Regions from separate parts of the Homo sapiens genome. Here regions 1, 3 and 4 are each linked to region 2. A link is a contact called in ENCODE Hi-C or POLR2A ChIA-PET data. All regions are on one chromosome and are shown on one strand. Each heading gives the region's core, a stretch centred on a gene start or an enhancer-like site at or near the end of the contact. The rest is flanking DNA. Distances are from core to core; before and after follow the strand shown.

What was found. Hi-C counts contacts between places; a loop is a spot of excess contacts on that map. ChIA-PET counts read pairs that join two places held with the same protein, here RNA polymerase II (POLR2A). Pooled maps may share reads with other maps.
Region 1: a loop to region 2 is called in a map with no recorded cell type, with 5 times the contacts of the local background. The contact joins the enhancer-like site here to the promoter of BCOR in region 2. A Hi-C loop is called at or near these places in 4 of 37 single-sample maps with no recorded cell type and 5 of 50 pooled maps. POLR2A ChIA-PET finds 5 or more read pairs at or near these places in 2 of 52 experiments (B cell and HEK293T).
Region 3: a loop to region 2 is called in a map of PC-3, with 4 times the contacts of the local background. The contact joins the enhancer-like site here to the promoter of BCOR in region 2. A Hi-C loop is called at or near these places in 16 of 168 maps with a recorded cell type or tissue (IMR-90, MCF 10A, PC-3 and 10 more) and 20 of 50 pooled maps. POLR2A ChIA-PET finds 5 or more read pairs at or near these places in 6 of 52 experiments (AG04449, HEK293, HepG2 and 3 more).
Region 4: a map with no recorded cell type shows a loop between it and region 2 (7-fold over the local background). The contact joins the enhancer-like site here to the promoter of BCOR in region 2. A Hi-C loop is called at or near these places in 1 of 168 maps with a recorded cell type or tissue (naive thymus-derived CD4-positive, alpha-beta T cell), 16 of 37 single-sample maps with no recorded cell type and 12 of 50 pooled maps. POLR2A ChIA-PET finds 5 or more read pairs at or near these places in 6 of 52 experiments (AG04450, HEK293, activated CD4-positive, alpha-beta T cell and 3 more).

What each region holds. Positions count from the first base shown.
Region 1 is chrX:39,933,253-39,939,304 of GRCh38, forward strand. It overlaps LOC105373180 (a long non-coding RNA gene), which reads left to right. Exons shown (of 5, transcript XR_949028.3): 2 at 3,342-3,427; 3 at 4,057-4,190; 4 at 4,598-4,616; 5 at 4,815-5,842. Among named protein-coding and RNA genes, the nearest start is that of LINC03053, 73 kb to the right of the region's middle. RefSeq lists an enhancer at 3,707-3,936. Within about 2 kb of position 3,764, at least 3 of the 41 ENCODE cell types and tissues checked have a DNase peak (open chromatin) inside an H3K27ac peak, as active enhancers do.
Region 2 is chrX:40,096,586-40,103,028 of GRCh38, forward strand. It overlaps BCOR (BCL6 corepressor), which reads right to left and starts at 1,373. Exons shown (of 15, transcript NM_001123385.2): 1 at 630-1,373. LOC107985687 (translation initiation factor IF-2-like) reads right to left here. Exons shown (of 1, transcript NR_171574.1): 1 at 5,151-6,443. RefSeq lists silencers at 937-996, 1,087-1,136, 1,197-1,426, 1,447-1,566, 1,697-1,866 and 1 more and enhancers at 3,763-4,283, 5,954-6,443.
Region 3 is chrX:39,891,779-39,898,394 of GRCh38, forward strand. No RefSeq gene overlaps it. Among named protein-coding and RNA genes, the nearest start is that of MIR1587, 58 kb to the left of the region's middle. RefSeq lists enhancers at 87-366, 5,663-6,616. Within about 2 kb of position 3,038, at least 4 of the 41 ENCODE cell types and tissues checked have a DNase peak (open chromatin) inside an H3K27ac peak, as active enhancers do; they include PC-3, where a contact is called at or near this core.
Region 4 is chrX:39,868,642-39,875,041 of GRCh38, forward strand. No RefSeq gene overlaps it. Among named protein-coding and RNA genes, the nearest start is that of MIR1587, 34 kb to the left of the region's middle. RefSeq lists an enhancer at 5,871-6,170. Within about 2 kb of position 1,735, at least 2 of the 41 ENCODE cell types and tissues checked have a DNase peak (open chromatin) inside an H3K27ac peak, as active enhancers do.

The sequences.
Region 1 (6,052 bases), core at 2,514-5,013, 160 kb before region 2:
TGCCGCTGCACTCCAGGCTGGGCAACAGAGCAAGACTCTGTCTCAAAAAAAAAAAAAAAGGAAGTTGGAGGCAACAACATAGAGAAACATCTCTTGATTCCAAGGTATGCCCTTGAAGTAATTTGACATTTGAAAGAGGCTGTTCAGCCGGGTGCAATGGCCCATGCCTGTAATCTCAGCACTTTAGGAGGCTGAAGCAGGAAGATTGCTTGAGGCCAGGAGTTCAAGATCAGCCTGGGCAACATAGCGAGACCTCATCTCTACAAATAAAAAAAAAATCAGCCAGGCGTAGTGGCTTGTGTCTGTGGTCCCAGCTACTCGGTAGGCTAAAGTGGGAGGATCACTTGAGCCGCACCACTGCACTCCAGCCTGAGCAACAGAGTGAGACCCTGTCTCAAAAAAAAAAAAAAAAAAAAAAGAGAGAGAGAGAGAGAAAGGCTGTTCTGGGGATGATTTTAGATGGGTGGGCTGATCCCTCAGAAGGTGGGAGAATAAATTCTATTCTGCATGCCTTTGGATCCACATAGAGAACATGGGTTAATGTTCCCAGCCATATGTTCCCAAAGGCCCCCTGGTATGTCCTATTCTGTGCCCACAAAACCCCATGTCTATTGCTATTGCTGCATGTTAGGAATCGGGTTTCTTTGCCTGTCTCCATCCATGGACAGGATGTTTGTTGCAGTCAGGGATGGGTTTATTCCAGTTTGCAGCCCCAGGACCCAGCTCAGAGCCTGTGGCTTAGAAGTAGGTACTAGCATCAGTTAGATCTGGGCACAGCTATGAGACTTCAGGACTCAGAACCTCACTTTCTTCATCTGTAAAATGTGAAGGGTACTAAATCTTCTTCCTAATGCTGGTTATAAAGATGACATCATATAACAAGTCTGCCCGGCACATGGCGGGGGCTTAGTGATGATAATAGCTTAGTCTAAGATAATATCTCAGTAAATGTTTATTGAACGAATAAATTCCTCCCATGAGGTTGAGGTGGGTTAAAATGCAAATACCTGGCCTGGCACAGTGGCCCCCACCTGTAATCCCAGCACTTTAGGAGGCCGAGGCGGGAGGATCACTTGAGGTCAGGGGTTCGAGACCAGCCTGGGCAACATGGCAAAACGCTGTCTCTACTAAAAACACAAAAAATTAGCTGAATGTGGTGGTGCATGCCTGTAGGCCCAGCTACTTGGGAGGCTGAGGTGGGAGGATCCCTTGAACCCAGGAGGTGGAGGTTGTAGTGAGCCAAGATCGGGCCACTGCACTCCAGCCTGGGTAACAGAGTGAGACCCTGTCTCAAAAAAAAAGCAAATACTCCCGACACTAACACTTTCAGATCCTGTTGCCGGTTAAGAATAAGTTTATCAGATAAGTTCTCCTCCCAGCCCCTGTGGCTGCCTGAGACCACCTTGCACCTGAAGAAAGACGGTGGGCAAACAAGGAAGAGCAAGGAGGAAGTACTTGCCAAGGATGGGAGACAAAGCACCCAGGAAGAGTCACAGCAGCTACATCCCTGAGCACTTGTCATGTGGCTGGCATTGAGCCCAGCTCTATTAAAAAAAAAAAATGACAGCCAGGCATGGTGGCTCACGCCTGTAATCCCGGCACTTTGGGAGGCCAAGGCAGTTGGATCATTTGAGGTCAGGAGTTTGAGACCAACCTGTTCAACATGGTGAGATCCCGTTTCTACTAAAATACAAAAATTAGCTGGGTATGGTAGCAGACACCTGTAATCTCAGCTACTTGGGAGGCTGAGGTGGGAGAATTGCTTGAACCCAGGAGATGGAGGTTGCAGTGAGCCAAGATTGCACCACTGCACTCCAGCCTGGGAGAGAGTGTGAGATTCCCTTTCAAAAAAAAAATAATTTAAAAAAAAACAAAATATGAGATGGTGTCTTGCTATGTTGCCCAGACTGGTCTCAAACTCCCGGGCTCAAGCAATCCTCCTGCCTTGGCCTCTCAAAGTCCTGGGATTACAGGGGCCCGGCCTCAGCTCTTACAAGTGCTATCCAGTTGAAGTCTCCCAGTAACCCTGGAAAGAATCTTTTATTGTCCTCATTTTCCAGACCAGGAGACTGGGGAGCCAGGAAGGAAAATAACTCACAAGATTATGAAGCCAAAATTTGAACCCAGTTCCATCTGACTCCAAAACTCATGCTGTCACCCAGCCTTGCCAGCCTGCCTGCTGGTGGGCCTCCTGGTGGCTCTGTGTAGCCCGGGCCTTGTACATGCCAGTCGCTTAGGTCTGTCACGCCCCAGAGTGTTGGTTTACTGAGAGCCAGGGAAATCTTCGTGCCAAAGGGGCCTGAAAACCTCTCAGTCACAGATGAAAAACAAATCTGCGTATGTCCATTCGGGGCTCGTGCGGCTGGTAGCGGCCAGGCCCTGGGGAGCGCCCCTTCTCTGAGCCATCACCAGGAGGCAGGCAGCCTCTTCCACGGCTCTTTCCCTCCCAGAAGCCTGGAGGCCACTGACTGTGAGGACATCACTAAGCTCTCCGAGAGGAATGGACTCAACTGCAGGGGGTTCAGTGACTCACCTCCAGCCAGGCCCTCCCAGGAAGAACCTGTGGCTGTACAACCCTCCACCCCCCAGTGCCATCTTGCCAAGGTTTTGCCCGGCGTCGTCGACCTGGGGTGCAGAAAGCAGCCGGTGAATGGCAAAAAAGGGGCCTGCAGTCAGCAGGGCCTGCCTGTACCTCCCCACACACAGAGGACCTCGCTCGGGCCACCGGAGAGTGTGCTGGTACTGCCTGGAGGGGCCCAGGCAGCCAAGGAACAGCCTTCTTGGGCGGCCGTGCAGCCTGCCTGAGGGGCCAGGTCTCTCCAGCCTGCCAGAAGCCGGTGGCCCAGCACTGGCAGGAGACTCTCCTGACCTGCCCCAGCAAGCCCACAGGGGAAGGCTCAAGCTGTTAAAGTGGCACTAGCAGAAGGGAAGTAATGGGCACTGGGATTCTTGACAACATTTCCGTTCGGGCTGGTTCCGCGTTTCCCTCAAGCGAAGGTAATGCTGTTTCCAGCATCTGAGCTCCTAGAGGAGAGGGAAACATCCCTGCTCAGTGCCTGGCTGCAGAGGGAGGGGTAAGACACACAGGAGCCTGCTGGAGGGTGAGGGAGGGGAAAGGGGCAGGACAGCCACCTGTGCCCAGGAGAACCATCTGCCTGGTCACTCTTAGCCCAACAAATGGCCAAACAAAGATGAGCTTCTGAGTGACCCCGACAACTGAAAGCGGCCAAGGCTGAAGTCCACGGTGGGAAGCCAGAACTTTGACATCCACTAGCTTACAAGTCAACGTTGCATTCTCTCTCTCTCTCTCTCTCTCTCTCTCTCTCTCTCTCTCTCTGCAGTCAGGAACAGCACTGGAAGCCAACAGGCCAGATGGAGTTAGTCCTGAAGTCAAACTTTCAGAAAGAAAAATGTCTTAGTCTTCAAGGTGAGTGTGCCAGTTGCCTACCAGCAGATCAGTTGGTCATAGTGGACCCCAGACTGCACAGGCTTTGGAAACAGTCTGCTGTTTAGAGAGTAGTCTAGGTTCACTTTGGAGGGCTTCTGGAGACCTGCTTCCGTGTCCTCTTTGTCCCCCACCCCACCCCACCACCTCTGCCAGGCCTGCCCCTTAGCAAACTCAACCCTTAAGCATTGAAGCATACTAGGGCTCCTTGGTTCTTAAGGTAACTTGAGATCCCTCAGGTGTGGCATTTAAAAGCAAAGGTTCTAGATTTGGACAAATTTAGGTTTGAATCCCAGTTCTGCCTCCTACTAGCCGTGGACTTTGGGTAAGCTATTTGAGCTCTCTGGGTTTCACTTTCCTTATCTGAAAAATGAAACTAATAGTAATACTTATGCAGGGTGGCATTGTAAAGTTTAAAGAACAGAAGTGAAGTGTTCAGGGTTTAGCCCAGCACCCAGCACACAGTAGACACTCAACAAATGTTGGTACCTCCAGCACCCCAGAATTCTAGCCTGGGACAATCCAGGGCAGGCTGGCTGAAGCTCAAAGCAGCAAGACGGCCGCCAAAATGTAATCTACTCACTGGCTGATTCTCCAAAATACCCTCCCAGTCTATGCATCCTGGGCTCTGTCCCTAAGAGGAAGCCAGACCTTTCTGCTCACCAACTCGTCCCCCTGCACCTTCCTGATTGAAGCCACATTCCACGTCATGCCTGTACATCTTCCCCTCGCCCTTCAGACCCAGGTAGGGGCGCTCCCTGAGCCCCCAGCGGGGGGTGGGGCGGGCACCCATTGGCAGAGAGCAGAGACGCTGGGCTCCTGACCTCAGCACACATAGGTGATGCTCCAAGGGGGCTGCGCTCAGACACATCTTAAGGGGAAACCACAAGACTGAGCCATTGTGCTTATTGGCGCCATAAATCACCAACGGTTCCTATCTTGCTGCACCTCCCTGCCCCCGCTCCCTTCCAGCTAAGCTGTCCCAGGGCCCGCCCCCCCACCACCTCCCGACACCACCACCAGGGCCTGCATGACTCCCCAAGTCGGGGGCCAGAGCCACCCGCTCACTTACAAGCAGGATGAGTTCCGCGGAGTTTATTTGTTCTCCTTCTTTTTCAAAAATCTGAACTGCCTTTGTTCCTGAACAATAAGGAGTGTGCAGCTATGGAAGGTGAGGGGCCACGGGTGGATTGGGGTGGGGTGAGAACAAGGGCTTGGGGGGTCGAGGGCAGGCCTAGAGAGCTTGGATGCTCGGCAAGCCCAGGGCCAGCGCTCCCCTGAACTCTGGCCCCTGGCCAGCCCTCCTCAAAGCTGAGATGACTTCCTGGCTTCTGTATCCAGAACACATTCTCTATTACTCTGTCCACAGCCCTTTTTTCAAAATGGTCACAGGGTTCAACTCAGCCTAACTGGACACAGGCCTGGTCCCTGCAGCATCGAAGAAGCCAGGGGTAGCATCTTTGGCCAAGTCACCCACTGACCCCCACGGCCTGGCAACTTTTGTGCTTCCCACCTGCATGTCACCTCTGGGGGTCCCTTCCCTCCAAGAACGTTGCCATCAGGTGGTCTTTCTGATTTCCTCTGCTTCAGCAAAGGCCTTATTTTTTACTCAAGAGCCTGGCTTCCTGATCTGCACAAAAGAGACTCTCCAGATGTGTCCTGGAAAATCCCCCAAAAGTAGGGGGAAAGGTCCCAGTCAAAGCCAAAGCAAGGAAGAGGAAAAAGAGGAAGGAGGAAACTGTCATGGGATAAGATTTTGTCACATATCTGTAATTAAAGGTCCTCTTATATGTGCATACACAAACACACGCACGTATACGCATAACACGGTTAACAAATATTAAGATCTTAACAGTGGCCTTCTCTAGGAAAGATGGGATTATGGGTGACTTTGATTCGCCTCTATCCTAGCTCTCCTCTTACTAGCTGTGTGATTTAGAGCAGGTTAGCTAGCCTCTCAGTTACTCAGTTTCTTCACCTGTAAAATGGGGCCATCATTCTTCTCAGTGTACTATATTGTGAAGATTAAATGAGATTATACATATCAAGATCTCAGAACAGTGCCAGGCACACGTAGTAGAGGTTGAGCATTCTTAATCTGAAAACCAAAAATCTGAAATGCTCCAAAGTCCAAAACTTTTTGAATGCCAACATGACACCACAAGTAGGAAATTCTACACCTGACCCCATGTGATGGGTCGCAGTCAAAAGACCATCAAAACTTTGTTTTGTGAACAAAATTATTAATAATATTGTATAAAATTACCTTCAGGCTACACATGTAAGATGTATATGAAACATTAATAAATTTTGTGTTTAGACTTGGGCCCCAACCCCAAGATATGTCATCATGCATATGCATATATTCCAAAATAAAAAAAAATCCAAAATCCAAAACACTTCTGGTCCCAGGATTTAGGATAAGGAATATGCAACTTGTAACAGAATCAACAAATACAACAACTATAATTATTTCTCCCTGTCTCCTTAGCCTTTTGCAAAGGGTATGCATTGCTTTGTAAATTTTTTTAAGCGTTGTATTGTTTTAATTCAAAAAGTAGCTGGCACGGGGGCTCACGCCTTTAATCTCAGCACTTTGGGAAGCCG
Region 2 (6,443 bases), core at 123-2,622:
GCGCGGCAGCGGCGGCAGGTCGAGCTCGGCTCGGCCCGAGGCACTCGCCACACACCCTCGCGCACGCACACGCCGACGTTCCACTTGGAGGAACGACCGGCCCCCGGAGAGGCGAGACGAGGCGGCGGTGGCGGCGGCTGGGGGTTTTTACAGTTCTTTCCCGAGTCGAAAAAGAAAGCAGACGGCAACCCGCTGCCCTCCCCTTCCTGCTCGCGAGCTAACGCCGAACCCAGCTTCCCAGCTTCCAGCCCACCTCCCCCCCCTCCGCCCGACTCGCGGCGCTCAGCGGCGACCGCGCTCCCGCGCACAGACACACACAGGCTGCAAACTTCCACTCTGCGAACTCCCTGCTCTCCTCCTGGCCCACCGGGAGGCGCCAGGCCCCCAGCCGCGCCCCCTCCCTCCCTGGTGCCCACGCGGGGCCGCTTAGGTTGGCTGCATTTTAAATAACATAGCTATGAAATAAAAACGAAAGCGAGCCAAGCAGCCAAAGGGAAGCGCGAGGCAAAAGCTTCGCGGGGTACGCTGCGGGAGGGGGCCCCGGGAGAGGGGGCCGACTGCAGCCCTCAGCGCGCCCGCCCGCCCACCCGTCCGCGGTCTCCCGGGGGAAAGGTGTTCCGGGCACTGACCTGAAATCCCCGGTGGGGGAGTAGGCAGGGAGCCTGCGATCCGGCTCTTTGAAGTTTTCCCCCAAGCGGACTCGAGGCGGCGAGAAGGAGCGGGGGGCGGTTGGGTGGGTGGAGAGAGATATGAGGGGTGGGGGGGGTTGGCGACGTTAACGAGCGGAGAAGGAGCCGGGCCGGAGAAGCGCGGCGAGCAGCAAAGTTTGCGGTCCCCGGCTGCCCGCAGCCCGCTCGCGGCGCCGCGCTCACTCGACTCCCTCGCCGTCTGCTGGCAGCCGGCTGCCCTCGGGGTCGGCCCCGCCGAGGGGTGGGCTCTGGGCCGGGTGGGGGCGGGGCGGGGCGGGCTCGGGGCCTCCGGGCAGGTGGCGACAGCCCCGTGCGATCCTCCGGGCTCCCGCAGCTGGACTGGGCTTGGCCGAGCTCAGCAGCTCCCGCGCTGCCGCCGCCGCCCGCGCTCGGGCAGGAGCCCCAGCGCCATGTTGACGGTTCGCCGCGAGCGCCCGCTCGGGCTGGGTGTGTGTGAGTGTGTGTGAGTGTTGGCCAAGTCGTCCCTGCGCGGCGACAGCGCGGCTTGGGCTCTCCGCCCGGCGGCTCGCGGGCTCCCCCTCCGCCGCCGCCGCCCGCCTAGCTCCCGCTCTCGGTCGCGGTCTGGGCTCCTGCGCGTCTCCCCCGCAGCCGCCGAGCTCGGCCCGCGTTCAGCGAGGAGCGCAGCTCTGCCTCACCTTGCCGCTGGGAGCCCAGGCTCCGTCTGCCGCCGCACGCCGCGATCCCAACGCGTCCCCCCTCCCTGGTTCCCTCCTCTTCCTCCTCCCCCTCCCTCCGCCCGTCCTCCCTCCCGCCCGCCCTACCTCCCTCCCTCCCAACAGCCGCCTCCCCTCCCCCCGCAGGCGCAGCGCTCGGGCGACAGCCGCCCGCCCGCCGCCGCCTCCAGCTCTCGCAAGTTTGAGCTCCGCCAGTCTCCGCTCACCCTCCGCTGCGGCGCCTCCGCGGCGGGGTTTCGGGAGGGGTGATTCCCCAGGAAAGGTTTGCCCGAGTTTCCCCGGCCGTCATCGATGCACGGCCCGGCACGTTTTGGCCTCTCTGGATCCGAACCCCGGACCACTTGGGTGGCGCCCCCCCTCCTCGTCCCCCGGCCTCCCCTCCCCAGCTCGGGCCGAGTTGGCTGCGCACGCCCGACCCGGGCGCACGTCCTGGGCGAGCCGGAGACCGACTTGGGCGGCGGCGGCGGCGAGGGCTGCCGGCAGAGCCAGAGCCGAAGGGATGGGGGCGGCGGGGGCGGCTCTCCCAGCCGCGCGCCGAGACTCCCCTCGCTACCCAGAAGGCCAGTGGAGGACCGCAATTACCATAAAGCGCCTCGCACTCCGCTCAGCCAAAGCTGTCAAACCCCAGCGGCAGCAGCCGCTGCCGCCGCCTCTTGCCACCAGCGCTGCGCTCTCCCGGCCTCGTCCCCTCCGAGACCCAGCGGAGCGTGGCCTGTGTGCTCCCGTGCTCACCCCCACCCCAGTTTGCCCCTTCCTCCCAGAGGAGCCCTTTCCCATTTCGGTGTTAAAAGCTACCTGAAAACACCACCCCAGGCAACGGTGGCCGTTCCGCCTGAACTCCGCGCCCGAGTTCCCCGGACGTTTCAATTGTGTGGGAATTGTTTGGAGGTGGGGGAAGGGGGGAGCAGCCCGTGGAGGCACCGGGAGGCGTGTGGGGGGCGGTCGGCGAGCGGAGATCCGCCTGTATTTCTCCCGGTTCTCGAGCATTTTCACGGTCTGTACCTCTGATGGTTGGAGGGGCTGCCCAGGCCCCTCGCCCCGGCGTTGGGAGATTATCTCCCGCGTTTTATTTTCCTTGACAGGGAGCAACTTTTGGCTTACACCGTTCGCCCCATAAATTTCCACTCGGTAACGTCGTGCTGATCGGTGCTTGGCGGCGGCGTACAGCCTGCGCCCGCAGCAGTTCAATTCAATTGACACGTATTGAGCTTCTCCAGCGCACCCGGCGCGGCTCTGGGCGCGGGGGGAGGGCGGGGGCAGGCGGGAGGGAGGGGGAAGCGGAGAAGCGAGGTTCCGGCCTCCCCGGAGCGCAAAGCCTCAAGGGCGAGCCGAGAAGCCCTAGTTGGTGAAGCTGGCGGGAAGGGGTAGGAGTGGGGGAGGGGGTATTCCGGACTAACCGCGCCCAGACTGCGGGCCCGGACTTCGCGGCCAATGGTGACCCCATTCGGCTGCCCACTAGGGTCTTTTTATACTGGGAAGGGGGTGGGGTGTCTCTTTCTGCCTAAGGACAAGATGGTGCAGGCTCCATGAAACATAAATCTGAAATGGAGGTGGCTTGTAAATCCACACGGAAAGTTTTTAAAATATCCTGGAGTGTCCCCATGCCAAAAATAATCAAAAGCATCTCAAGTTGATTACTAAGTCAAGGTCAAGGCCAAAATCAGCTCTAGCTAGCAGATATTTTCCCTTTTAAAAATTAGACTCACTACTGACTGTGGGACTGGTATTAGGTGCGATTTTATTCATTCTGTTTTAGTTCTCAGCACATAGTTATAAAAACAGCCCTTCTCAAAGCAGAAGTGAAACATCTCTACCGTTTGAAACCCGAAACTTCGGCAGAATTAAATCTTCATGCTCCAGAGCTGCTTATAACAACTGATGCAAAAGACAGGCGAGCAAGTGCCCCCGCGAGCAGTGCCCAGCCAGGCTGGGCCGCGAACGCTTCCAGGACCAGCGCCTGCAGAATGGAATGCACGCTTTTTTCTTCCTGGTCTTTCTGGGGGTGGATATCTCTGCAAGCCAACCCACACATTTTTTTAATCTCCGGTAACAAGCAGAAAGACACCTGGACTATTATGCTGTAAAACTATTTTTTATAAAGACATTTTAGGACCAGACATTAAAAGTTATTAGATTGAACGCATGCGAGTTACAGACACAGCTGGAGAAAAGGCCTCTGGTTGTGTGTTGTGGCAACATTTCTTTTTGAAGCGACTCCTTTTATTCAAAACAAGTCAAAAATAACCGGGAAGGCTGAAGCTGGGTATTTGTGGGGAAACTCTGAACGTGGTTCCAGGCGAGGAGGCCGCTCTGCTGCTGCAGGCTGGACGGGAGAACTGGCCTGGGCCAGTGTGGAGCCGTGCCAGGCTCTTCCGGCTCGGTTAGGCCGAACCGCAGAGGCCCTGGCCCGGCGCCCAGCCACCTTCTATCCCCTCCCCTCGTCTCCCCAACTCTGCCCCCAGGCACAGGCTTTTCTCGGAGTTCGAAGTCGCATGTAAACGTCCAGAACTTTTAGAAAATCCAGGAACCGAGCTCGGGGCCTGCAGCCTCTCAGAGTCTTACGGCCTCCCGGGGCTGCTGACAAAGAGGCCTGTTTGTCTAACTTTAAAAGTCCTAGAATTCGGGAGGCTGAGCCAGGAGAATCGCTTGAACCCGGGAGGCGGAGGTTGCGGTGAGCCGAGATCGCGCCGTTGCACTCCAGCCTGGGCAACAAGAGCGAAACTCCGTCTCAAAAAAAAAAAAAGAAAAGAAAAAGAAAAAAAAAAGTCCTAGAGTTAAAATGAACAGGGGTGGTGGGGGTGCTGTAAATGCGAAGGGGCCGAGGGGAGGGCTGACTGGGGGAGAAATTTGATGCTGGAGACAAACAGGCCAGTAAATTCGCCTTTGACGTAATTTGCAACATCCTCCCCCACCTTTTCTAGGGATCTTGCCTCCACGGTAGGCTGGTAGGATTAAAGGGTTTCTCCTCCATCTCCTAGGGATACATTTTTCAACTCCGTGGGATTTCAAAAATATCTTATTAAGGGAGTCCTAAGAGGCATGAGTGGTGGGGGGGATTCGTGACTCACTGGGAATTAAAATGTGGGATTTTCCCGAGGCGCTATAAGGCAGAGGGGGGGAGGGGAGATTACACCTATTGGCCCGGTTAGTTCCAATTGTTCTGGGGAAAACAAGCAGAAAGCTGTCGAAGGGCAATCCCATCTTGTGTCCTCACTTAAGAAGGGGCTCAGGGAGCTGGGGATGCCGCGGGGCCTGCAATGGGTGCCGGCGGTTTGGCCCTTCTCCTGCCCCCTCCTCTCCTGCCCTCCCACAAGCCCTTCGGGAGCTGACCCGGGGGTCAGGCTGCTATACCCAGCACTCAGCAAGGGGAGGATTTCAATGAAAACAGAGGAGGAGGAGAGAGTGAGCAAAGGAGTGCATGGGAGGGGAGGCCGTGCAGCCCACGGAGAAATAAAGAAATAGGTGCCGAAATGAGAGGTGCTGCGGATGGAGCAGCGGGGGCTGCCCCTCCGCCACCAATCTCCCTTCCCATGGAAGTGTCTCCTGATTATAACAAACCACTCGACCTCAGGCTAACCAGGCCCTGCAACTGGGCAATCGAGCTGGCCCTTCTAGGAGCAGGCCTTGAGCCTGGCTGCCCTTCTCAAGGCAGGTTGACTCTGCAAGACCCGCTAGGGCCTCTCCCACACACCTCCAGCTCCACCCTGGCCTAGGGGAAAGGCCAGGCATCCTGTGTTTGGGGGGACCCTGGCCTTCTAACCTTGTGTGCAAGATTTATTTATAACGTATACTAGGATCCACATCATAAAGCTTATAACGTATGTGTAGGCTTCCGATGGTCCTCCTCGGAGGCTGTTCTCAGGGCGATGACACTTGGTACTGGAACAGGTGGGACTCGGATGAGTACAGATAATGTATTTTTACATAATGTGAGGTAGCCTTTCTTTAAAAACACACCCACACTTATAGTCTTCTGGTCACTTTGTACAAGAACTCTGGGCTTATCCAATGGCACTTTAAAAAACATCCGCTGCCCCATCCTCCAAGCACAAGGCACAGCTGGCTTCCCCTCTGAAACTCAAACGAGGTAACAAACAGGAGGCGCATCCTCCTCCCAGGATTTCACTCATCTGGAAACATCTAAAGGTAGCTGCCTCCCAGGGCAGAAGACTGCTGGACTTAAGGGTCGCCAGGCTGAACATGACTGTTCTTTCTTCTTCCTAGCCTTTGGAGGGTTATTGGGTGTTTGGGGAAGGAAGGCCCTAAGGGCAGCCTCTCCGTGGTTCCTAGCAACCATCTTGGAATTTCTGGTCTGGGCTCGATTTGGGTCAGGCCCTGAGCTCCCCGAACACAGGCACGTGTGGGTGAACTGGCATCTACACTACGGGGGCCCGCAGGGTGGTTGGGTGTCGACCAAATGGGCATAATACAGGAGGCTTCTGGGAGGCTGGCCGCCTCTTGCGCTCGGCAAGGGCTTAAGAGCCCTCGACGCCGCCGCGCTGGGCCGGGTGCTCCTGCAGATAAACCCGGACGCCACGTCCCGCCTCGGCTGCTTATTTAGCAAGGCGCCTTCTGCGCATATTTTACCCGGCTGGGGGCAGTGAGTGGGAACCGCCGGGAGAGGGGGCGGGGAACCACCAACTACTCGCCTTCGGACCCAGTGTGCCGGCCTCCGGCCCCAGCCATTTTGTATCCAGCTTCCCTCCTCCACTCCCACCGGGTCCCTGCGAAGACGCACCACCCCGAACCCCTTCGCGGTACCACTCCCGAACTGGAGGGGTAGAGAAGGCTCTGCCAGCCCCTCGCCTGCAGCAGGAAGGTGGGTACGGACCAGCAGAAGGGAAAGCGGTGCTGATCTGTCTCTAAATACCTCTGCCCTCCCGCCCCCAACAAAGTCGGTCACAGAGGTGAGTGGCGCGGGATGGTTGCCTCGAGAAGGTCGCAGCCAGGAGCAAAGCTTTGGGGCTCACAACGGACTGGGCATTCCAAACGGTGTAATCTTCGGCACATTTCACCCGCTCCCATTCCACCTTCCGAACCACTCTGCTCTCGGTGCTCA
Region 3 (6,616 bases), core at 1,788-4,287, 200 kb before region 2:
AGGATTTGACACATGTGGAGGACTGATGGTATAGATGGCCCCAAGTCTTTACCTCTCCCTGTATCATTGCCCTTTGACCCTTGACTTTGCTACTTCTTTCACTACAGGAGCAGAGTGCATTTCCGTTCCCCTTTGCCATGTTACTTGCTTAGCAGACTCAAAGAAAGCAAAAGCTTAAGAAAGCACTTGAAGTTTCCGTTTCCTCTTTTGTTTGCCTGTAATTGGCATGAAACATGCCCGGGCCAGCCTGAGAACAAGTTAGCCTGCTGGAAGATGAGAGCAGGTATGGACAGAGTCATACTGCCCAGCTGAGGCTGTCCTAGATAAGCCAGTTCTTAGCCAATCCACCAGCAGACCACAGACACACTAGTGAATTTAGCCAAGATTAACCTAGTCTAACTCAAATCAGCAGAACCGCCCAACCAAACAAATAGTGAGAAATAATAAATGGTTGTGGTTTTAAGGCACTAAAATTTGGAATGCTTGGTTATGTGGCAATAGCCAATTGATTGATACAACATACAATACATACACAGGTAGGGTAAATTCCTGGAAATGGAATTGCTGGATCAAAGGGTATGTGCAGCAGGGCATGGTGGCTCAAGCCTGTAATCCCAGCACTTAGGGAGGCCAAGGCAGGCAGATCATCTGAGGTCAGGAGTTCAAGACCAGCCTTGTCAACATGTTGAAACCCTGTCTCTACTAAAAACACAAAAATTAGCTGGGTGTGGTGGTGCACACCTGTAGTCTCAGCTACTCGGGAGGCTGAGGAAGGAGAATCACTTGAGCCTGGGAGGCAGAGGTTGCAGTGAGCCAAGATGGCACCACTGCACTCCAGCTTGGGTGACAGAGTGAGACTCCATCTCAAAAAAAAAAAAAAAAGGCATGTGCATTTGAAATTTTGATAGATATTGCTAATTTCCCTGCATAAGAGTTGGACTAATTTATACTCCTACAAGCAATGTAAGAGAGCACATCTGTAGACAGCCTCACCATCATAGCGTGTTATCAGTTTTTCTTTTGCCAACCTTCTAGGTAAAAAAATAATATCTCAGTATAGTTTTATTTTGTGTTTTCTTATTATAAGTGAGAGCAAGCAACACTTCACATGTTTAAAAGCCATTTGTAGGTCCTTTTCAATAAACTATGTGTCCATATCTTTTGCATATTTTTCCTATCAGATCACTGATTTTTTTAATTTCTAGGAACTTTTTATATATTGGAGAAGTTAGCTTTTTGGCTATAATTACCCTTCCTTGAAACCTTCCACTCCCAGATGAGAAGCAAGCAGTGGGGAGGAAACACAGACAACAGAGTTTGGACAGAAAGTTACTTTTCCTCAAACAATTAGCAACCATATATTGAGCTGTTTCTTAGTTCAGGGCTCTGGGTTGTATTCCAGCATATTCAGAAAAAATATGACACAGTACTCAAGAAATGTTCTGGAGATGACTGTTGCTAAATTCCCCCATATATCTATCCATAGTCCCTGCTTAAGGGGTAGGCTAGGGAACTCCAATATTCCTCATGACCAAACCTCCCTGACCACTGCTGACTGGCCAGGCCAATATACCTGATCTAGGGCGGAACCAATCCCTAACCCCGACTGAATCAATGAGATTCTCTTCTGAGATTTTTTAACTCAGAGACAGAAAATCAGTCAGAGAGGATTTATGGGCCCTGGAGCTTGTCAGGCCATTTCACAGAGTTAGAGCCGCCATTTGGGGCAGCCAAACTGAGTTAGACATAATCAGGCAAAGGAGTCAAGGAAGAGTCAGCGAGTAGAGACAGAACACATCAGTCACCCAGAGAACCACGGGGAGGAGTGACTGTGGGCCCCAGGCTGAGGGAGAGGGACAGAGCCCAGCCTCATTTCTAGATCTCTAAGTCTCAGTCCCTGGCCCCGTGATCCGTGGTAGTTTTGGGTTATACAAGGGACCCTTGTCTCCTGTTACTAAACCTCCCGTGTCTTTGAGCTAATTTAAATAGTATTCTGATCCTCGGTATCAAGAGTGTCCTAGGACAAGGTATTTTCATATCAACTGAAAAAGATAATAAAACATTTTCATCTTGTATGATATATTTTTGCCTTCAAGAGTTTTGTGGGTACCATCACCCCTCATTTTATAGCTAGAGGAAGTGAAACTGGAAAACCTGGGGGCTTGGCCAAGATCACCCTGACCACAAAAGGCAGACCTCAGCCACCAGCTGGAGGCATCTGCTGCCAAGTGGGCTTTCCCTCCATCCCACCTTGCTGTATGCAACCCAAAGCATTATATAAGCACGTGCTAAATCATGGGGCTATGGCTGTAAGTGCTGACCGGTTCCTGAGAGAGAGGGTGATCAATACTGGCAAGTGTAGCCAGGGAGGCTGGCCCGGGAAGCCGGCCGGGCCCTGAATGACCTCTCTGGCTTCCACCCATTCCCCCATACACTCAGAGATGCTTCCCATGGTCACTCTTGCTTATTTATTTGTATGGCACTCTTCCTCAGAGGAATAGGGCTGGTGCACTGAAGGAAAATCAGAGTACTGGTCCCTCAAAGTGTCAGGCTTGGCCTGCAGAGCTGCTCATGTGGCCCCTACAGCGGCCTGGCCACCTCTTCAAGGACTCACGGGGCCATGAAGTTCACACATGGATTGCTCTCCCCACCTACGCATCATCCTCCACCATATTTCACACAAGAAGTAGGGAAATGGGCCCCTGAGCAAAGTGGCCAGGCACCGGCCCCTCCCATCGGTACCCTCTGCAATCCGCAGAAGAGCCCAGAGGTCTCAAGTGGCCTCCAATTTCCCTACAAAGTAAGATCCTGAGAGTTCTCCAGCATGTAGAATTCCACAATGGGGGCGGGGTTGAGGGGGCAGCGGAGACAGCTCAGATCTCCCCTGCAGGGACAAACGCGTCCCCTCGAAGGAATCCACTTTGGCCCTTCTGTCCACAGCCACATCTAAGAAAATAATTAGTTCACCTAATCTTTCCTAAGCACCCACTATGTACAAAACATCCTGGAGGGCACTGGCAGGGATTCAGGAGGCTTCCGGGTACATTCTCCACCAGGGGAGGGGACAGGGCTGGAGCCTGGGGGGAGGGGAAGCAGGAACTAAATCTCCTGCCAAGTAGGACGGAAATTACATTTCTTCCCCTCCTCCTTCTTCTGCCTCCCTCAAAGCCCCTCCCTGACGACTCACTTTTTATATCTCTCCAATTACAGTTTTAAGCATTTAGGGTGTTGGTGTTTGAGTTTTAAAACTTGTTAGGCTCAATTTATGCCACTTAGTAAAACCTCTATTCCAAATGAAGCCAAATTAGAACTAAAACACTGCAAGCAATAAAATGTGAGCGTTACATCTGGGCTGGGTTGGCTTTTTGATTGTTTGTGTAAATGAAGCCTTCGGGAGCCTGTCTCAGGCCTGGGCAAGGGGAGCAATTCCCTCAGGTCCCCCTGGAGGTCTGTTAGCTGGTTGGGGCCAGCCTTCTCCCTCGCTGAGGCTCAGGTCTGGAAGAGCAGGTTCATGTGCAGCCAGGCGAAGAGCGAGCCTTTAAAACAGGTCACTGTAACCCTTGGCAATGCCCTCCCCATCGCTGACCCCTCAGCGGATGGTAGAAGCCACATGGTCTCCCCACAGCAACACGGCCAGCGCTTCCTGCTGGACGGCCAACAGCACCCTGGCAGGCCCTACGTCAGCAGGTGACAGCCACCCACTGCCACTGCACAGCGTACAATAAATAGACATTGAATAGAATTGAACCAGCTGTAACCACGGACACAGTCGGGAATATCTCCTCCCCGCCCTTGCCATGCAATGCCTGAAATATGCCCCTGCCTCCAATGGCCATTCCTCTCTGCTCTGACTCTGGGGCCACCCATCAAGGTGAAGGTGGAGCCCAAAGAGAAGGAGGAAAAGGACATTCTGAGCTACTAATTAGGCATCTGGTGTGAGGGGAGGTGGCTGCCAAGCAGGTCAGAGAAGTTCCTAACTGATGAGCCAAGGATCTAAGCTATGAGCTAGGCCTCCCTGGGGCCCTCAGGAGGTGACATCTGGGGTTCCTAGGCTGGCCCTGTCTGTGCCAGGGGAAGAAGGCAGAGAATACGGTGAGGACTGAGAGCTGGAGAGGGAAGATCAAGGCAGCGGCGATGGCCACAGTGATGAGACAGTGACTAAGGGCCAGTGTGCGGTTTGCCAAGCAATTTGGCTTGTCCCCATGCCAACAATAAAGGCCCAGTGTCTGGCAGGAGATGGGGATTTTGTGTGCAGAGGGACACCTTACGACTGACCCTGGCAGAGAGCCACAGTCATCAGGAACAAGAGAGGAGAACAGATATAAGGGGGGAAAGGTCTCCTTTAGAGGGGCAGGACTGGCCTCAGGCTGCAGGAAGGGTGTCTGGGGAGGATGCAATGGAGTTGAAGAAATTTCATGTGTGGTTGGGGGCAGGGGTTGCCCTACTGAAGGAGTCTATTATGTTTGGAATAATCTCTCAAAGCAAGGGGAAATAAAGTACAATCAGTGGAGGAAACCTCTGGAACAATTTAAGGGAAACTGGACAAAACCCCCCAGACTGTAATAAAATGGCATCTGGAGTCCTGCTGGTTCCCAAGGACTCTCTACCACAGGCTGGGGTCTCTGGAAGCAGACGCTGAGATGGATATTGGGGGTTAAGAGGAATTTGTGAGGGATCAGATCCTGTGAAAGGAAGTGGGGGGCAAGCAGGACTTGGCAGAGCGGGTAGTCAAGCTGGGATACAGGTCCAACAGAGTCTTGACTAACCTGGAGGAGAGAGTTCTGGAGTTCTGGAGAGTTCCCGGCCAAAATGGCAAGCCCTTTATTTATTTATTTATTTATTTATTTATTTATTTATTTATTTACTTTGAGATGGAGTCTCACTCTGTCGCCCAGGCTGGAGTGCAGTGGCGTGATCTCGGCTCACTGCAAGCTCCGCCTCCCGGGTTCATGCCATTCTCCTGCCTCAGCCTCCAGAGTAGCTGGGACTACAGGCGCCCGGCACCACATCCAGCTAATTTTTTGTATTTTCAGTAGAGACGGGGTTTCACAGTGTTAGCCAGGATGGTCTCCATCTCCTGACTTTGTGATCCGCCCGCCTCGGCCCCCCAAAGCGCTGGGATTACAGCGTGAGCCACCGTGCCCAGCAAAGGCAAGCCCTTTATAACAGGCCCCCCACCCCACTTCAGCACCAGATATGGGCCACCCCAGGAGAGTGTGGCCTTGGCCGAGGCATTCTTAAACGCCCAAGGCTTGACAGCTGGAGGCTGTCTGGAGACTACACAGCCTGCAGCTGGGCAGCCAGGCCTTCCACAAAGAGAGATCTGGGCGGTGCCCCTCCATGTCAGCCACTCCCTCTCCCCTCCCTCAATGTCTAGGCTTCTAGCACATCTGGACAGATCAATCTCTTTCTTTACCTCGGGGCCTGGTCGCCCCCTCACTGTTCCTCCGGAGGCTGATGCCTGTCTGGAACCTGGTCTGACCCTAGCCCAGCCTTGCGTTTTAGTTGGCCCAGGCCCACGGAGGAGAACGCTAGTCTGATTTCTCCATTGTGCTTTCCTCCTACACTCAGGCACTGAGTCCCGGGAACCAACGGCCATCACAGCTTGCGACTGCAGGGGGCCTCATGCTTCCGGCTTGTTTAAGGGTTGCTTCTGCAGGGCTGATCATTAGGCTTCATTGTGCCACCCACCAGGGCACTAGGCAGCCCAGGACGACCCTCGGACAAGCCCAACCACAGTTAAATAAGACAACCCAATCAGCACCACAAAATATCCATAGCTTGGCCCATCGGCTGTGGCGAACGTGTTCCTCTCCAGCCGCCAGCTCAGCCCCCCTTCCTCCCAAGAGTTGCCAGTGACCAGCTGTTACTTGTTCCCCAGCCATGTAGCTTCACCAGCAAAGAATCCAGGGCTCCGGCTCCACTCTCCAGCCTGGTGGTTGAAATAACCAGCACATTCTTCACATACCTGCCAGCTTCCCAACTTGCCTAGGCTGTTCAGCAGCCCGACTTCTCTCTCTGGATTAATATTAAGGGTCTTGAAGAGGAGCAGGACAGGTCTGGGGAAACGTGGGGACTGAGTAAACATTCGGGGCTAACCCCAGCCCTCACTTCCCCTCCTGACAGCTGGCCTAAACTCCCTGCTGCAAACCCCTTGAAGCTACTTCCCCTGGCACAAGTTATGGCCCAGAACGAAGTGTTGGGTGCTGAGCAGGGAAGCCAGGAGTGGCTTCCGGCTTACCTGGTAGTAGAAAAGGAATGCCTAGAGCACTTCTCTAAAACGATCTGGGGAGAAGTTGGGGGACAGTGTGGTACTCACTGTGGCTGTGCACATAAACGACACCAGCCAATGCGAGCCACATCAGGAGGGTGGTCTTGGTTGGAACCGCCCAGCCCACTCTTGCTTATAACTTGGGTCAGCAAGAAGCTGTGGGCTTCCAGGGGTGGAATCCTAGAGGAGACCTCCTACAGGCCTACTTAACCCCCATTACATTCATTCCCTAATATACTTTTCACCTTCAGCAAATAGTGCAAATTTGAATTTTTACTCACTGATCAAATATTTACCCTGTGAGCTGCCAGTCTGGCTGAGCTTGACTTCCACAATTCTCCACAT
Region 4 (6,400 bases), core at 485-2,984, 230 kb before region 2:
GAGGGGTTAGGACTTCAACATATGTTCTGAATTGCATACCCTGAAAATTCCTTTGTTGAAGTTTTTGCTTCCACAATTACAACCTATTCAAACTGCAATCGATATAGTGCTGGGACTGGGAGAAGCTGCAGGGTTGCAGATCACACATAAAAAGGTCCTCGTCTACCCCAACCCCAGGCTTCTTTCTGCCTAAATTCTCCTCAGCATCCAAGTCTTGCCTCTGCAAGAAGCCCTCCCTGTCCCCTGAACTCACATGGAGTTTTCCCTTTGTCAAATTTCACAAGGAAGGATCGTTCAAGTCATGCTTTCTGCATCCTGAGTGTAAATCATAAATTCGCTTTTTTTTTTTTTTTTCGAGACAGTGTCTTTCTCTGTTGACCAGGCTGGAGTATAATGACACATTCACACCTCATGGCAGCCTTGACCTCCTGGGCTCAAGTGATCCTCCTGCCTCAGCCTCCTTTCTGAGTAAGATCTTTAAGAATAAGCCACCCCCATCCTAACACACACACACGCACACACACACACACACACACACACAAGTGGCCAGTATCTATTTCCTCCCTCTCCCAGCCAGGCAGTTTAGGGAGTTGGAGTTGGCTGCACATCCAGCTCTAGGGATCAACCAGATTGGCTTAATTCAAAAGGGAAGATACACATGACCAAATTGGTCCAATCAGAGTGAATATCAGGATTCTTGATGGGAATGCTGGAACACAGGGTCTCTCTTCTGGGCTGGGTTTGGTTGTACAGCATGTGAGTTCTAGAGTAGAGCAGCTACAATTGGGTGGGCAGGTGGCAGGAATGGGGGCTGGAAGTTCCAGGAATCTGGATGGGGTTGGGGGGTGGGGGCAGGGAACCACTACTGTGTGTAACCATGAAACCCATCCAGAGGAAACAGAGCAGATAATGGGTGCTGGTGGCATCATTTAAGCCCTAGATGAAGCCATACCTGAAGTAGGTTACCTCTGGACCATTCAGTAACATAAACCAATCAATTTCCCCTTTTGCTAATATTGAATTGGGTTGGGTTCACAATGGAAAAATCACTAAATGATATAATTTCTTTGGGATCCTCCAAAGAGCCTAACCCCAGGATAGTGTGGACACTCAATAAATACAAGTATGCACCACATAATGACGTACCAGTCAACAACATATTGTATATACGACAGTGGTCCCGTAATATTATAATACTGTATTTTTACTGTAACTTTTCTATGTGTAGAGATGTTTAGATACACAAATACCACTGTATAACAATTACCTGCAGTATTCAGTACAGTACATGCTGTACAGGTTTGTAGCCTAGGAACAACAGGCTATACCATGTAGCCTAAGTGTGTAGTAAGCTATACCACATAGGCTCGTAGAAATATATGCTATGATGTTCATACAATGACGAAATCCCCTAACCAAACATTTTTCAGAACATATCCCCTTCATTAAGTGACACATGACTGTACTAGAGCATTACAAAGCCTCAATCTATGAAGGCTTTGTAGATAAGAAAACTGTGACCAGGGGTAAAGGGATTTACCAAGTCTCAGGAGCCAGTTAGTGGCAGAGCCTGGATGACAGCCTAGATCTCCAATCTAGTGCCATTCCCACTGCACTGGAAGGGATGAGGGCCACTGTTCCTCCTCCCTTGATCCGCCAACCTAGTCCCTGCAGGAGAGGGAGGAGCTGAGAAAGCCAGTGTGAAGCCACAGCACCCTCAACCCCCCAGATAGGAAGACTTGGTTGCAAGCCAGGAGGCCAGAGGAGAGGCGAGGCAGGAAATTGAGTGGCTCCACGTCAACCACACGTTCTGAGTCACCTGGGGGCTGTCAGTAAGAAGATAGTGCAAAGATGGTGAGCAGCTGCCAACCCAGGCAGCAGGCATGTCGGTGTCCTCAGGACCCCAGAGGGCCCCATTGCAGGCTCTAGGGAGACCTCTACCCTCAAGAAGGCTATCTCCGAAGGGGCGCGGTGGCTCATGCCTGTAATCCCAGCACTTTGGGAGGCCAAGGTGGGCGGATCACGAGGTCAGGAGATCGAGACTATCCTGGCTAACATGGTGATACCCCGTCCCTACTAAAAATACAAAAAATTAGCCGGGCATGGTGGCGGGCGCCTGTAGTCCCAGCTAGTCGGGAGGCTGAGGCAGGAGAATGGTGTGAACCTGGGAGGCGGAGCTTGCAGTGAGCTGAGATCGTGCCACTGCACTCCAGCCTGGGCAACAGAGCGAGAATGAAACTCCGTCTCAAAAAAAAAAAAAAAAAAAAAAAAGAAGGCTGTCTCCAAGTGGGGTGGTGGGCTTAGCAGGCTCCAGAAGGGGCAGAAATGTGTGTCGGGGCAGAGTCACGTGTCTGGCAGCTGGGCTGTGAAGACTGGCAGGGGTGGGGAGTGGATTGTGCAGAATAGAATATCTGGGATACCTTGGGCATCTCTCTCCAACATGGCAGCTTCAGGGTAGCCAAATTCTTAAATGGCAGCTCAGTGCTTCAAAGACATGTGGGAGGGAGGGAGAGAGGGAGAGAGGGAGAGAGGGCGAGGGGGAGAAGGAGTGAGAGAGAGAGAGAGGTGAAAGCCATATCACCTTTTCCAACCTGGCCTCACAGCATCACCTCTGGTTCATTCAATTCATTGGAAATGTCTGGTCCATATTCAGAGGAGAATTAGGCTCCACCTGGTTGGGAGGACTGTCAAAGAAAGTCTAGATATGGTATTTTATTTGTTGTTGTTTGAGACAGGATCCTGCTCTGTCATCCAGGCCGGAATGCAGTGGTGTGACCATGGTTCACTGTATCCTCGACCTCCTGGGCTCAAAAGATCCTCCTACCTCAGCCTCCCTAGTAGCTTGGACCACAGGCATGTGCCATCGCACCTGGCTTATTTTTTTTTAGAGATGGAGTCTCTCGCTAATGTTGCCCAGGCTGGTCTTGAACCCCTGGGCTCAAAGGATCCTCCCACCTTGGCCTCCCAAACTGCTGGGATTACAGGTATGAGCCACTGCACGTAGCTGAGACATGGTTTTCAACCATGTTAGAAGCCATACCTGGCAGACAACAAGGAGCCGGTGTCCCTAACCCTGTACAATGCCAGCGCTTCCTGGCACTGCCTAAATCTGGACCTTCTGAACACGAGGGATAAAGTGAATGCTATCTTGGACATACCAATGTCATGTGGGGTTTTTTGGTTACTCTCAGCCAAAGCTAATCCTAGCTGATACTGAGCACATGAACTGCCACGTCCTATTCCCGGCACGGAGCAAGCTCTCAAGCCAAAACTTGCTAAGTGAGAGTGGGTGGGCTGATGGAAGGAGGGAGGGAAGGAAAATGCAGCAGTGAACACACTGGACTACAGATCTCAAATACGCTGTTCCATTGGCCAGTAGATTCACTTGTATTTGTTACGCTGTATCCCAATATCTATTTGTTAAAGTGAAAAAACATGCAAAGAAAACCTTAAGTTAACATATAAGGAAGTAGAGGCCAAACAGTAAGTACCTGTGGATGGAATGGATGAATAAATGAGCAATTACAGGACATAAACAGGCAAGGGAAGGTCCCCAAAGCAAAGGCTTTCAGATTAGTCAAGGTGCCCAGGCTGGCTCAAGGCCACATTATGAAAAAGTCCTTTGTCCTAGAAGCCTCTTCTTTTACCTCTCTCTTCCTACTCCACTTTCTCATTCTTCTCTTGCTTTTCCCCCTCCTCTTTCCCTCTTTCTCCTTCTGTTCTTTTTTTTTTTTTTTTTTTTTTTTTTTGAGACAGGATCTCACTCTGTTGCCCAGGCTGGAGTGCTGTGGCACGATCTTGGCTCACTGCAGCCTCTGCCTCCCGGGTCCAAGTGATTCTCCCACCTCAGCCTCCCAAGTAGCTGGGATTACAGGCACACCCCACTACACCTGGCTAATTTTCTATATTTTTAGTAGAGACGAGGTTTCACCGTGTCAGCCAGGCTGGTCTCAAACTCCTGACCTCAGGTGATCCACCTGCCTCGGCCTTCCAAAGTGCTGGGATTACAGGTATGAGCCACCGCGCCCGGCCTTCCTCTTTTTCGTCTTCCCCCTTCTTCTTCTCTTTCTCCTCCTTTCTCTTCCCCCCTTCCTCTCTCCCTCCTCTTTTCCCTTCTTTGTCCTCCTTCTCCCTCTTCTCCTTCCCCCACCCACCTCTCTCTTTCCACAGCCACCTGGTATATATTCTTAGCCCCGTACCCGCCCACCGCCACACACCAAAATCTAGGCATTTCCTGATGTCCTGGACAAAGGGAAGGGAAAACCAATCAAACCATCAATCCCAGTTCCCTGACAGGCCTGGCAAATGTGGTCCCAGCACTCCGTCCATCCTTCTCTCCCTTCCCCTCACCACTTCCCTCATGCTCCAGCCTCTTCACCACCCCCTCCTATTCTGGTCAACTCCTACTCGTCATTCACCATCCTGCTCAGATGTCACCTCCTCTAGAAAAGGCGTCAACCCAAGCCGACACAGCAGGCCCTATTGGGGTAGGTGCCTCTCCCGTGTGCTTCCAGAAGCCCCTGCTCACCTGTGTCAGAACACGCAGCCCACTGGAGTGGAACAGTCTGCCTTGGTCTCCACCAAGAGCCGTGGAGTTGCAGGGAAGGTGCATTCCCATTGCAGAACCTCCAAGAGCCTGCCCTCCAGAAAACCTGCGAGAGTGACTCTACCAGCTTAGTCATCCCTGAATTATGGCAAAGACTAACCCTAAAGTAGCATTTCCTGGGTTGCAGGACATGGGGTAAGTGTCCTCTTGGTGTCTCTTATATCAAGGTGGCTGGGCAGCCCCTATATTGTGTCTGGACCCAAAGAAGCACTGGATGTTCCTTGGGCTGGTTCCCTGGAATTCGAGGGCTTTTCTTTTCTTTTTTCTTTTTTTGAGAAAGGGTCTCAGTCTGTCACCTGGGCTGGAGTGCAGCGGCATGATCATGGCTCACTGCAGCCTTCACTTCCTTGACTCAAGCTATCCTCCCATCTCAGCCTCCTGAGTAGCTGGGACTACAGGTGTGCACAACCACGCCTGACTAATTTTTTAATTTTTTGTAGAGATGGAGACTCACTTTGTTGCCCAGGCTGGTCTCAAAATCCTGAGCTCAAGTGATCCTCCCGCCTCGGCCCCCCAAAGTGCTGGGATTACAGACATGAGCCACTGCACCCAGCCGAATTCAAGTTTTATTTATTTATTTCAATTATTTTTTTTCTTCTTGAGATAGGGTCTCACTCTTTCACCCAGGCTGGAGTGCAGTGGCATGATCACAGCTCACTGCAGCTTCGACCTCCACGGCCCAAGTGATCCTCCCACCTCAGCCTCCTGAGTACCTGAGACCACAGGTACTTGACACCATGCCCAGCTAATTTTTTGTATTTTTCATAGAGATGGGGTTTTGCCACATTGCCCGGACTGGTCTCAAACTCCTGGTCTCAAGCCATCTACCCTCCTAGGCCTTCTGAAATGCTGGGATTACAAGCATAAGCCACCACACCTGGCCTCAAATTCAAGTATTTAACATGTTTAAGCCACATCTTTTCCACTCTGTCTCCAGACACCTCTGTTGTGATACACTGTATTTCTCAATTATGGCCACAGTGATATTTCTGGTCCCATATGTTCTTCCAGGATCTCCTTACTCCCTCAAGAGGTGGTGTCTTTTTCCTCTCCCCTTGAACCTGGGTGGGTGACTCTTCCAACCCATAGAATATGGTGGAACTGATGCCATGTGGTTTGTGATGCTAAGTCACAACATGCAAACAGCTTCTGCTTGGTGCCCAGGAGCTCTCTTTTGGGACACTGACCTTTGGAACCTAGTCGCCATGCTGTGAGAAAGCCCAAACTACACAGAGAGGTCGTGTGTAAATATGTGACCAACAGCCCCAGCTGAGGGCTTTAAGGACAGCCAGCATCAACTGGCAGACCTATGAGTGAACAAGCCTCCTTTCCAGGATGTGAGTGTTGCCTGACAAGGAAACCCCCCTTCCCGTGTCTGCAGTAGCAGAGAAGCCCTGGGGCAGAAAATGAAAGGCAGAGATGACTGGTACTCACTTTGGGTGAGACGCTGTCAGTGTGAGTTGAGTCAAAGCCCTCACGGAATGGTCCACCAAGGCCACAGCTGGAAGCAGCAGAGGTGAGGCCTCAAGGAAGTGAGCCAAGGCACCAGAGGCAAATGATCCAGCAATTTCTTTAACCCCCTTTGCCTCAGTTTCATCATATGAAAAATGGAAATCCTAACAGGGCACTTGTGAGGATTGAACATGATAACCCATGCAAAGTGCCAGACACATTGGAAGTGCTCAATACATATTAGTCTACTAAGAGAAAGGGGCCAGTTTCAGTGGCTCACACCTGTGATCCCAGCACTTTGGGAGGCCAAGGCAGGCAGATCACCTGAAGTCAGGAGTTCGA